Linked DNA regions of Mus musculus: region 1 is linked to region 2. Evidence: chromatin loops called from intact Hi-C (ENCODE). Cell type or tissue: left cerebral cortex. All regions are shown on one strand. Each heading gives the region's core, and the rest is flanking DNA. Links, peaks and the distances in the headings are about the cores only.

What was found. Peaks named below come from ENCODE experiments on the same cell type or tissue, not always from the same donor. Only the 100,000 strongest peaks of a DNase experiment are listed, where the experiment ranks them.
Region 1: it touches region 2 in a loop (2.0-fold over the local background); 1 of 42 quality-filtered maps calls a loop at or near these places.

What each region holds. Positions count from the first base shown.
Region 1 is chr1:83,678,881-83,684,271 of GRCm38, reverse strand. No RefSeq gene overlaps it. Among named protein-coding and RNA genes, the nearest start is that of Sphkap, 270 kb to the right of the region's middle. In left cerebral cortex, for the core only: no CTCF peak of the experiment used is centred there; a DNase peak (open chromatin) is centred at 2,311.
Region 2 is chr1:83,525,933-83,531,323 of GRCm38, reverse strand. No RefSeq gene overlaps it. Among named protein-coding and RNA genes, the nearest start is that of Sphkap, 120 kb to the right of the region's middle. In left cerebral cortex, for the core only: no CTCF peak of the experiment used is centred there; DNase peaks (open chromatin) are centred at 2,747 and 3,338; H3K27ac peaks cover 922 bases.

The DNA.
Region 1 (5,391 bases), core at 232-5,231, 150 kb before region 2:
AGTCCACCTATATTATGGAGAGCCACAAATTTAAATGTAGATATCATCCATAAGCAGCTTCATAGAACACATCCAGAATAATGTTGACCAAATGGTTGATACCATTGACCCAACCATCATGACACATCAATGAATGTTAGAAGCTGAACTGTCACAATGATATTTATATTTTTCTTAGTGGATAAATTTCCTGGGGTCATTATACTGTAAGAATACAGAGAACAGCTTATCTTACACATTTTAGAAGGAATTCTTCGATTCAGCATGTCCATTGGCAATGTATTTTTAACCAATTATCTTGCTCTATCCTGACAATTGCATTGAGGTCTGTCATTGTTAAATGGATGAACATAACTTTAAATCCAGGTCTACAAGTATCAACTAGACAATCAAAAATGTCCTAAAATTTTACTTCCTTGGGTGTTTGCTTGTGACTGGGTTTTAATCACAGACCACTGCAACATCAAATGTGTGAATTCTTCTTTCTTCACACCAATCAACTCAATGTCAAGTGTGTGTTCTATAATTCAATTAAAATTTGACACTATCTGGATGGTGTTGACATAAGATTTTGCAACTTATCAACTCAGTTCACCAGACTACCAGCATTAGAAATGCAATTGAAAATCCAGGGCTTTGTGTGTGTGTGCATGCATGTTTGCATGCATGTGCATGTGTGTGTGTTTGTGGGCCAAAAGTCAATGTTAAGAGCCTCCTATTCCCCGTACTCCTGACTGATGAGATTTACAGATACCTGCTGCTATACCCAGCTTTTTATGTGAGTGCTGTGAATCTGAACTCATTTCTCAGGGCTTTTGTGATAACTACCTCTTCAGAGTTGATAGTTCTACAAGATAACTCACAAAATTCAGAGAAATGGGGGTCTTACAATTATTTGCTTCTTATAAAGGTTGCGACTCTGATTCAATCAAATGCATGCGACATATAGAGCAATACAGGTGAAATATATAGCAATATAGGTGCATATAGGTGATAAAGCATGGGGCTTCCATGCTCTGTTAGTGAGCTACTCTGCAGAACTTGATGCGTTCACTACCAAAGAAGATCCCTGAAACCAACTGTTAGTCCTTAAAGTTTCCTAGCATGTGCAGGACTGATCACATCACTAGGTGTTGCTTAGTGATTCTATCTCTAGGCTCCAGTCACTTTTCTCTCTCTGAAGGTCAGGGATGGAGCTCAAAGTTTCCACCCTTTAATAGATTGTGCCTAAGTCTTCTCATGATAAGGCTCCTTCCAATAACTGTCTAAGGGCCCTGGCTGTAGTCACCCTCGTGACTCCAGAAAGCTCAAATTTCTTAAAACTTGTGTTACATGACTTGCAACTAGGGATGAATATTATTGACAAAAGGGTTATCCTGTATTACCTGTTACTCAAGAGATTACAAGGAGCTTGGAACTCCTTAGCCAGAAGTTGTGTCCAGAGATTTCACCATGGCTGAATTCTCATGAAAGGGTCATTTCAGTTATTTGCATGGGTTTTTGCTAAACTTATCCCAAGGATATTGGTCTTATCCACTCAAGACATCTTTGACTGCTGGGGAGAGAGTGAGTTTTATTCAGGGATGTGGGCTACACAAGCTCCAGTAAATGGTGCCATACCCGCACATATGTAGGAAACATTAAATGAACTTGGTAAGTACTGAGATGTGGGTCCAGGAGATCACATGAAGCTTGGAGGAAAACTCGAAGTGGGGGCATAAAGGAAGAATTGGAAAGAAGAAAGGGGGGTTGGAATTGATCTAAACATATTATATTCAATCACAAGTATTAAATAAATATTAAAGAAAAATTAAAGTGTGATAAAACAGGGTATAAAAGGGATGTATTTTTTAAAACAATATGATATTCAATTAGCATATCCCCGAAGACTTCCTACTCCAATCAGTATCTGGGATTTTTCTCACAGATTTGGACAGAGAAGCAAATGTTCTTGTAGGGTAGTTTTGTAGCAAGATGCTTTCCTTAATGGGTGCCAATCACAGAAGGAAACAGTTAAATGATCTGAAAGTGAAAACATAAAAGTATCCAGCAAAATAATTGTTTCTGTATTAATTTATCAGTTACTGGCCATGTTACTAGTTCCTGCTGTTCTTAACTTACTGTCTTTACCTATTTGTTTGCATTTTGTATGTGTGCATTACTCATATGTATCTGTTGCAGGTGTGAATGCCTGCGTGCACATACAGAGGCTAGAGGAAGATATAGAGTGCCTTCTTCCATCAGTCTCCCTCATTCCTTTTAGACTAGGTCTCTCACTGAATTTGAACTAGATTGGCAGCTTTCAAGACTCAGAGTCATATTTTTGGTTGTGAGCCTAGCCTTTAACGGCTGAGTCATCTCTCCAGCCCAAGAAAGTAATCAAGGAGCTAAAGGGATCTGCAACCCTATAGGTGGAACAACAATATGAACTACCTAGTACCCCCAGAGCTCGTGTCTCTAGCTGCATATGTATCAGAAGATGGCCTAGTCGGCCATCAGAGGAAAGAGAGGCCCATTGGTCGTGCAAACTTTATCTGCCTCAGTACAGGGGAACGCCAGGGCTAAGAAGTGGGAGTGGGTGGGTGGGGGAGTGGGTTGGGGGGCGTGTGGGGGACTTTTGGGATAGCATTGGAAATGTAAATGAAATAAATACCTAATTAAAAAAAAACAAAATTAAAAAAAAAAAGACTCAGAGTCCTGCTGTCTCTCTTCTCCCCGACCCTCACACTACAGTTTTGTGGATGCTCAGACTGCACACTGGTGCTAAGGATAAGTACCAACGGCTCTCATCCACTGAGCCACCTCCACAGACCTTTATTTTTAAAATGAAATCACTCAACAGGATTTGGCATGTCTTAAGAGGCATAGCATATTTTTTTTAAAACTATGTAATGTTATTTTAAAATGTGTTTCTTATTTTTAATTCATTATGGCTAATTTAAAAAAATCATTCCATTAAGATAGAGGGGTAGTTTAGTGCTAGAGGTACAATACTCGCTAAGAAAACTGTTTATTCATCTGGTCATTCTAAGTCTTACCCATAACTTCCATCTATTGTTATGATTATTATTTAAGATAATAGATCTATATATGTATACATACATACATATATTCTTTGAAAAACTGATATCTCAAAGTGTACATTTTTTATTAATCATTGTAAAAATGTAGGAACTTCAATAATTTCTAAACATTTTGTAAAAACAGAATACATGTTTTCCTTCCAATGTTGTCTGAGCTTGAGCTCATCTTACTAATATGCATGGAAATAACAATTAGTTTCGATGAGGCAGAAGACTTCATTGCTGAAACTGTTCTCATTTGCATGCTAGGTCTCTTCATTTCATAAGCTATTTTAAATTGAGAACACATAATAATAATATGTTAAAATTTAAATAATGAATTATTCAAATGCATGTGGCTGCTTTTTTTGAATAATTTTATTCTTTATTCTCACCCCTTAAAACAAGACACTGATTAAAAACTTACAACTATCTGTAGTCTGATTACAAAAGAATAAACACTCCCCAGTAATTGGCATCAAACAGGCCAAGACCAGACACCTGAATCTCTGTTTCCTCCAGAGGTTATTTTCCATCATTGTCACCAAGAACTGTCGCCTAATAAATGCACACAATGGGAGACTTGGGAATCATCAGAGCATGAAGAAGTATTTTCATAGCTGCAGAAATAGAATTAATTGTGGCTCCAATATATTCTATTGAAGAAAAGGCCCATAGAGATATTCCTCAGCCAATCCTTCATAGTAGGAACATTTGCAGCATTTCCTTATTTCCTCACCATTCTTACACACTGGAACTCTTTCTCCTCATACTATCTTGAAATCTGGATGTTTATCTTGCATTATTTCCAAGGTAGAATTTTTAACCTTTGAATATGTCTATTAATAGTATCATTTAACTAATATTTAGAGTTTTGCTAGTAGCAATCTACTCAATCTATTCAGGAGCTAGTTAAACATGTAGATTCTCAGACTCTACCTCCATATATTGAACTGGAATTTCTCCTTAATGGATTCCCAGGGGAGTCACATGCACAATGAGAATTGAGAAACACTGTATGAGACCTTGACATTGATGGTCCATTAGATAATGACTCATAAGGTCAAGAGCATTTGTAAACTGTGTGGGGTCAAGTACAAGACATTGAGGGCTCAGGTTGATGAGGAAAAATGAAGAGCTCAAGCCTCCTCAGTTGATGATGTCCTCCCAAAGGAAACAGATGCTCATTTTTCTACTTATATGTTTTGGAACACTGCTATAATACGGGCAGTGCCAGACATTGTCCCCAGGCCTTGAGATACTTCAGTTCTCCTGCAGTCACTTATAATTTGGCTGATCATCTCCTAACAGGTGGATACATTACTTGAAGACACTGTTTATAAAAATTCTCCAGCTGACTGTTTTATTCAGAGTAGACACCAATTCATACCCACTGAAAGGCAGAAAAGACAAGCTTAGGAAGGCTGGAAGCCTGAGAGGCAGGAAGGGAAAGGTTGTAGATAGAGAACTTTATAAAACTGCCGGTCAAGATAACTCTTTTTTTTTCTTTTTTTTTTTTTCTAGTTGGGAAGGTCTTTATAGGGTTATTCCACACAAACAGCAACAAAATTATAATTTTAAAAATTTAAAAATACAATTTTAAAATTTAAAGTAGTTCTGACATTGATTTCTGAGACGGAAGAAGCACTGTCAAACATGAATTACAACTTAATGACTTCATCTGTGTACGTTTACCTATGGAGAGCCATCTTATTTTTATAAATGTTCACTAGACATACGATCTGGGAAGATGGTTCTCACGTTCAGAACATCCCAATTAACTTCATCAGAGAAATTTGAAGATATTTGTTATCAGTGTGCATAGTGGCCCCTTAGTAAGTCAATGGGAGTTGTCTTACTCTTTTTTTTTTCCATTTTTTATTAGGTATTTAGCTCAATTACATTTCCAATGCTATACCAAAAGTTCCCCATATCCACCCACCCCCACTCCCCTGCCCACCCACTCCCCCTTTTTGGCCCTGGTGTTCCCCTGTACTGGGGCATATAAAGTTTGCAAGTCCAATGGGCCTCTCTTTCCAGTGATGGCCGACTAGGCCATCTTTTGATATATATGCAGCTAGAGTCAAGAGCTCCGGGGTACTGGTTAGTTCATAATGTTGTTCCACCTATAGGGTTGCAGATCCCTTTAGCTCCTTGGCTACTTTCTCTAGCTCCTCCATTGGGAGCCCTGTGATCCATCCATTAGCTGACTGTGAGCATCCACTTCTGTGTTTGCTAGGCCCCGGCATAGTCTCACAAGAGACAGCTACATCTGGGTCCTTTCGATAAAATCTTGCTAGTGTATGCAATGGTGTCAGCCTTTGGATGC
Region 2 (5,391 bases), core at 322-5,321:
TATGATGCCAGGAGAGCTGGCAGTGATCCTTGTCCACCATGAAGTGGCATGGACCTGGGAGCCATACCCTCTTCCCTCAACTCTTGGTAACCACAAAATGGGCAGAGGAGCTGGCCCCAGGGACAGTAGAGAGGAAGAGCTGGTCCTGCCCCTCACCCACTGCAGCACTGGGGAGAATGAGCCCTGTACCTCACCTAGGCAACACAATGGACCTGGTCCTGGTAGTGAGATATGGCTGAGCTGGCCCTGTGGGTGTGAGAGCAGGAGAGCTGGCCCTGCTCCTTGCTGGCTGCAGCACTGGGTGAGTGAGCTAAGACAGTACTGAGAGTTTGCCCCAGTAGTGTGGGTGTGGAAGAGTCAGTGAACTGACCAACTCAACAACCACATAGGCCCAGAGCCAGGGCCTTGATTTAGCCCACCAAACCATATCTATGAACTGTTACAGTGCATGAAGTGGTTGGTTCTGAAGATCCAGTGGTATAGGATTTCTATGACACAGGGCAAAAACATCATATCTCAGAGGAGTCACGGTGAGGATCATAGGGTAGCAGAAGGCAGAGACCTAGAACCAGACTAATGACTCACTTGCAATGAGCATTTGCAAGTAAAGATCTGTGCACAAAGTGGTATACTGGGATATACTGTAAAAACAGCACAGCTTCCATGGCAAGGTGTTTTGTTTTGTTTTGTCTTAATTACTTTTTAAGTATTACTTTCTATTTTCTTTGGTGGGAAGGATGCCTGGGCAAAAAGCAGACAACAAAAGGATAGGAAGATGAGTACATGATACAAAATTCACAGAGAAATTCAATAAAAAGTTATAGAAATAAAAACTAACCCCACAAATTACTAAAAATGGAATCAGATAGATAGCTTATAGATAGATAGGTAGATAGATAGATAGATAGATAGATAGATAGATAGATAGACTCAACTCTATGGAATTATCTCAAAAACAAAATGAGGAGTAAAGAAAACAATGGGGTCATACAGCTCACTAAATGTCAGGAGGTTGAGCTGGTAGGGGCATGGAGCCTCCACTCCTACATTATAGTCTCTTCGGTCCAAGAAGGTATTCTGCAAGCTACAGAAAGAGAAACCTGGACACCAACCCAGGCACAAAAATCCTACACTTACAATCTGTTCTGCCTGCAAGATGTTCTATGACAATAGTGGCAAAGAACTTATGGGAATGGACAACCAACGTTTGTTTTAACTTGAGTCCTACATCATGAGAGGCAGTTCTATAGTGCCTGGATGGCCACAAACCAGAGAAAGGTTAGCCCAGAATGCTAGGGTAGAAACAAACATTTCTGGGGGGAAAATCAATGAAATGATTCCTAATAATATTCTGCTATAATAATAGATTGGTGCCTTGTTCAGAAGTCATTAGAGAGGCATCTTCCAGCAGCAGATGGGAGTGGCTACAGAGACTCAGAGCTAGACATTATGCAAAGAGGGAGTATACAATTAGACATCTCCACTTTGTCCCTCTCCTCAGAGATCAGGGAACCCCATGGAAGGAGAAGAAAAATTGTAGGAGTCAAAGGGGGTAGAGACACAAGAATAACATCAGCTAAGCCAGGTCTCACATGGGCTCATAGAGAGCACTAGGGCAGCAAGTACTAGGTCTGCATGGGTGTGTACCAAGTCCTCTGCCTATAAGTTACAGCTGTTAAGATGGTATTTTTTATGGAACTTAGAACAGTGGAAATGGGTATCTCTGACTCTTTGCTGGCTCTTGGGGCTCTTTTCATCCAATTAGGTTGCCTTGTCTAGCCTAGATAGGGAGAGGAGATTTACTTTATCTTATTTTATCTTGGCTTGACCTGTTTAACTGTCGTCTCTTGGAGACTTGCTCTTTTCTGAAGAGCGAACTGGGGAGGGGTAGATCTGGGTAAAAAAGGAGGGGGAGGGAAAACAAGGAGAAATAGAGAGAGGGAAAACTGGGGTTGGAATATATTGTATGAGAGAAGAATCTATTTTCGATTTTTTAAAAAAGAAAAGTTAAATGATCTTAAAGTATATAATCCAAGCAGAATTCTACTTACAACCACAGTTATGTGTCACAAGTACCTTCAAGAGTGTCTTTGATTAATATTTATCAACTTAAGTTGGATCCTCTTAGGACTTCAATTGCCTCAAGCCCAATCTTGTAAACAAAACATACACGATATTTAAAGGAAGAGATTGTATCTCTTCATGAACACATGGACGATGAAATTCAAATTCTCATACTATCCCCAAGTCACTTTCAAATTTAGTACAATTACAGTACACCTTTCAACAAGATGTCACAGACTTACACTCAAACACAGAGTTTATTCTGGAAATATAAAGTGAATATGTAGGGTTTGTATGAGGACAAATTTATTGAACTATTTTAAATACCTAATAAACACATTTTCCCTAAGTCCAGCACAGAGGTACTAATACCAAGTGGTCTGGAGTTCTGCCTAAGTATTAAACAAACATAGTCATTTCCAATGTTTAATGCCATCATTTAACAAGATGTTTGTCATCTTAACAGATCTATTGTGTTTAAGAGCAATGTGTTTTCAACAAAGAAGTGAGGGTGTTTTGGGTGTTTTGGGTGATTCTTGTGGTCATATCATTCCTTGTTCCTACAGTGCTATGAAAACCTAAGATCCAGTATGAGTCCTTCACTGGGATGTTGTCCTGAGACTTACCTTCTTATTTGGTTTCCAACTTGTTTGATTCTTTTGTCAAAATGTTATGAACAAAGGACTGCAAAATCCCAGTCAGGTCAGTGAAAACTGCCACCAAAGGGGAGAGGCTGTGAGCAAATCCCTGCTAACAATAAGCCAACAAGATGGTGGGTGATACAGAAGCAAGCTATAGGCACAAATGCACACAGCCCACTTTAAGCAATGCACACCACAGAGCATGGGCCAGCAGCTTATTGCCTCAGAGGAGATGTTTATATGAGAAGTCATATAAATCTATGCACATGTAGACAGTAGAAAATCTACGCACATGTCTGCACTGGCTGGTTGTGTGTCTCAACTTGACACAGCTGGAGTTATCACAGAGAAAGGAGCTTCAGTTGGGGAAAGGCCCCCACGAGATCCAACTATAAGGCATTTTCTCAATTAGTGACCAAGACATAATTTCATGAGTACACCAACTAGAACAAATAAAGCCAACATGTCAGTCAAAGATGAGAATATGAACACCCAGTAATGGCTTCTTGAATTTAGCCTCTTCCAAAGTTCTGACTTTTATCCTTCTTACACATGGAACTCACTACTGCTCAGGCTTTCCTTAGTTTGCCCAACATATGGATTAAAAGCTAAAATAGCAGCTTATTTTCTGCTGCTTCTATGTTAGAAAGTCTCAGTAGGTGTTAGGATCTGCATTTGCATTTTCTTCACTAACAATCTGAGATTATTTTCCACCCTTCTCTGCTGGCAGACAAATGCATTGTGATAAAATATTCCTGATTATTAACGACCTCTGTGTTCCAAGTTGGCACAACTGAAGGCTGTTTTCTATTCCACGCATCTCAGACATATGGAGAAGGGACTGCCTGACCGTGGACAGTAGAAAATCTACGCACATGTCTGCACTGGCTGGTTGTGTGTCTCAACTTGACACAGCTGGAGTTATATCAGAGAAAGGAGCTTCAGTTGGGGAAAGGCCCCCACGAGATCCAACTATAAGGCATTTTCTCAATTAGTGACCAAGGCGGGAGGTCCCCTTGTGGGTGGTGCTATCTCTGGGCTGGTAGTCTTGGGTTCTATAAGAAAGCAAGCTGAGCAAGCCAGTGGAAGCAAGCCAGTAAGAAACATCCCTCCATGGCCTCTGCATCAGCTCCTGCTTCCTGACCTGCTTGAGTTCCAGTTCTGACATCCATTGGTGATCAACAGCAATGGAAAGTATAAGCTGAATAAACCCTTTCCTCCCCCAACTGCTTCTTGGTCATGATGTTTGTGCAGAAATAGAAACCCTGACTAAAATACATGTCCATTTGTGTATCATGACAAATATTACTTGAGGTGTGCATTCTGACCATGCACAAAAGCTTCAACACTGTCAGGTCTGTCTCTTAGAATGAAATTCCAGGAAATAGACTCTAGGACAAGAACTGTATGAAGCCTCTTAAAGAAGAATTTGCAGTTGCTTTCAAATGCTACATGCAGAAGCTGATACGCCTTGTTACTGAAAGTAGGATATTAACCAGCTCTGTGAAGATCTGTGGAAATAGAACAGAATGCAGTGCTATCTAAAATCATGGAAATATGATTGGACCTTTGTATCTCTTCATCTATTCCTTGGAGAAACTGATGAAAATCTCTTCATGAGAGATTCAATTCCTAATGAGACACAAATCTCTAGTCATCTATGAGGTTTCCAGATCCTAATATCAGAAGGAACTGTAATACGGCAGCCCTAAAGATGAGATCTCACATCCCATACAAGCCTCCAGAAAAGTTAAATTCCATGTATATACTTAGGTTCTGTCTGGTGAGCTCATCAGTCACACAAGACTCAACGACCACGGCAGAAAGTTTGACACCACACAACTGGTTTCAGTGGTCAGAGGAATTCTTCACATGGTAGATTTTATGTATATTGGTTACAGCAAATATATATATATATATGAGAGATAAAACTGAAACTCTCAAATTCTTCTAAATGAAGATGTTACGATATTGCATTTATTTTACTTTAGGTACTCTAAACACAACTCTGTTGAAGAAAACAAATCAAATTAACCAACCACATTTAGGCCTGTTATGGCCTGAAGAAAGGGAGGGAGGGGAAAGGGAGTGAGAGGCTAGAGAGTATAGAATGGAAGAAAGGTGGGGGGGGAATACGTGTTTTACATAGCAAAAAGTAAATTAATTAATTAAAATCCATTACGAGTAAGCCTGTCATTTAGAGCCTGTAAAAGAACTCTGTTGAAAATGAAATGTTACAAGATAGTTTTCCTAGTTTGTATTCTCTCTGTGTGATTTACCACTGACAAAAATTGGCTTGTAGAGGAATGGATTCATTTTATTTAGGTTTCTACATTACAATCTGTCACCATAGGAAGCCAGCACAGGAACTTCAGGCAGGAAGTCAAGACAGGAACTGAAGAAGAGACCACAGAGGAATGCTTTTACTGCCTTTCTCTTCGTGACTTGCCTATCCACCTTCCTGATCCAACCCAGGATGGCACCAGGCATAGTGAGCTGGGCTACCTTTCTGATACAACCTAGAACCATCTGCCAAGGGATGGCACTACTCATAGTGAACTGGGCCCTTCTGCATCAATTAGCAATCAACAAAACAAAAAGTTCTGCAGACATGCCCACAGGACAATCTGATGAAGACAACTCCTTGACCCTTGACTGAGGTTCCCTCTTCCCAGATTTGTCTAAG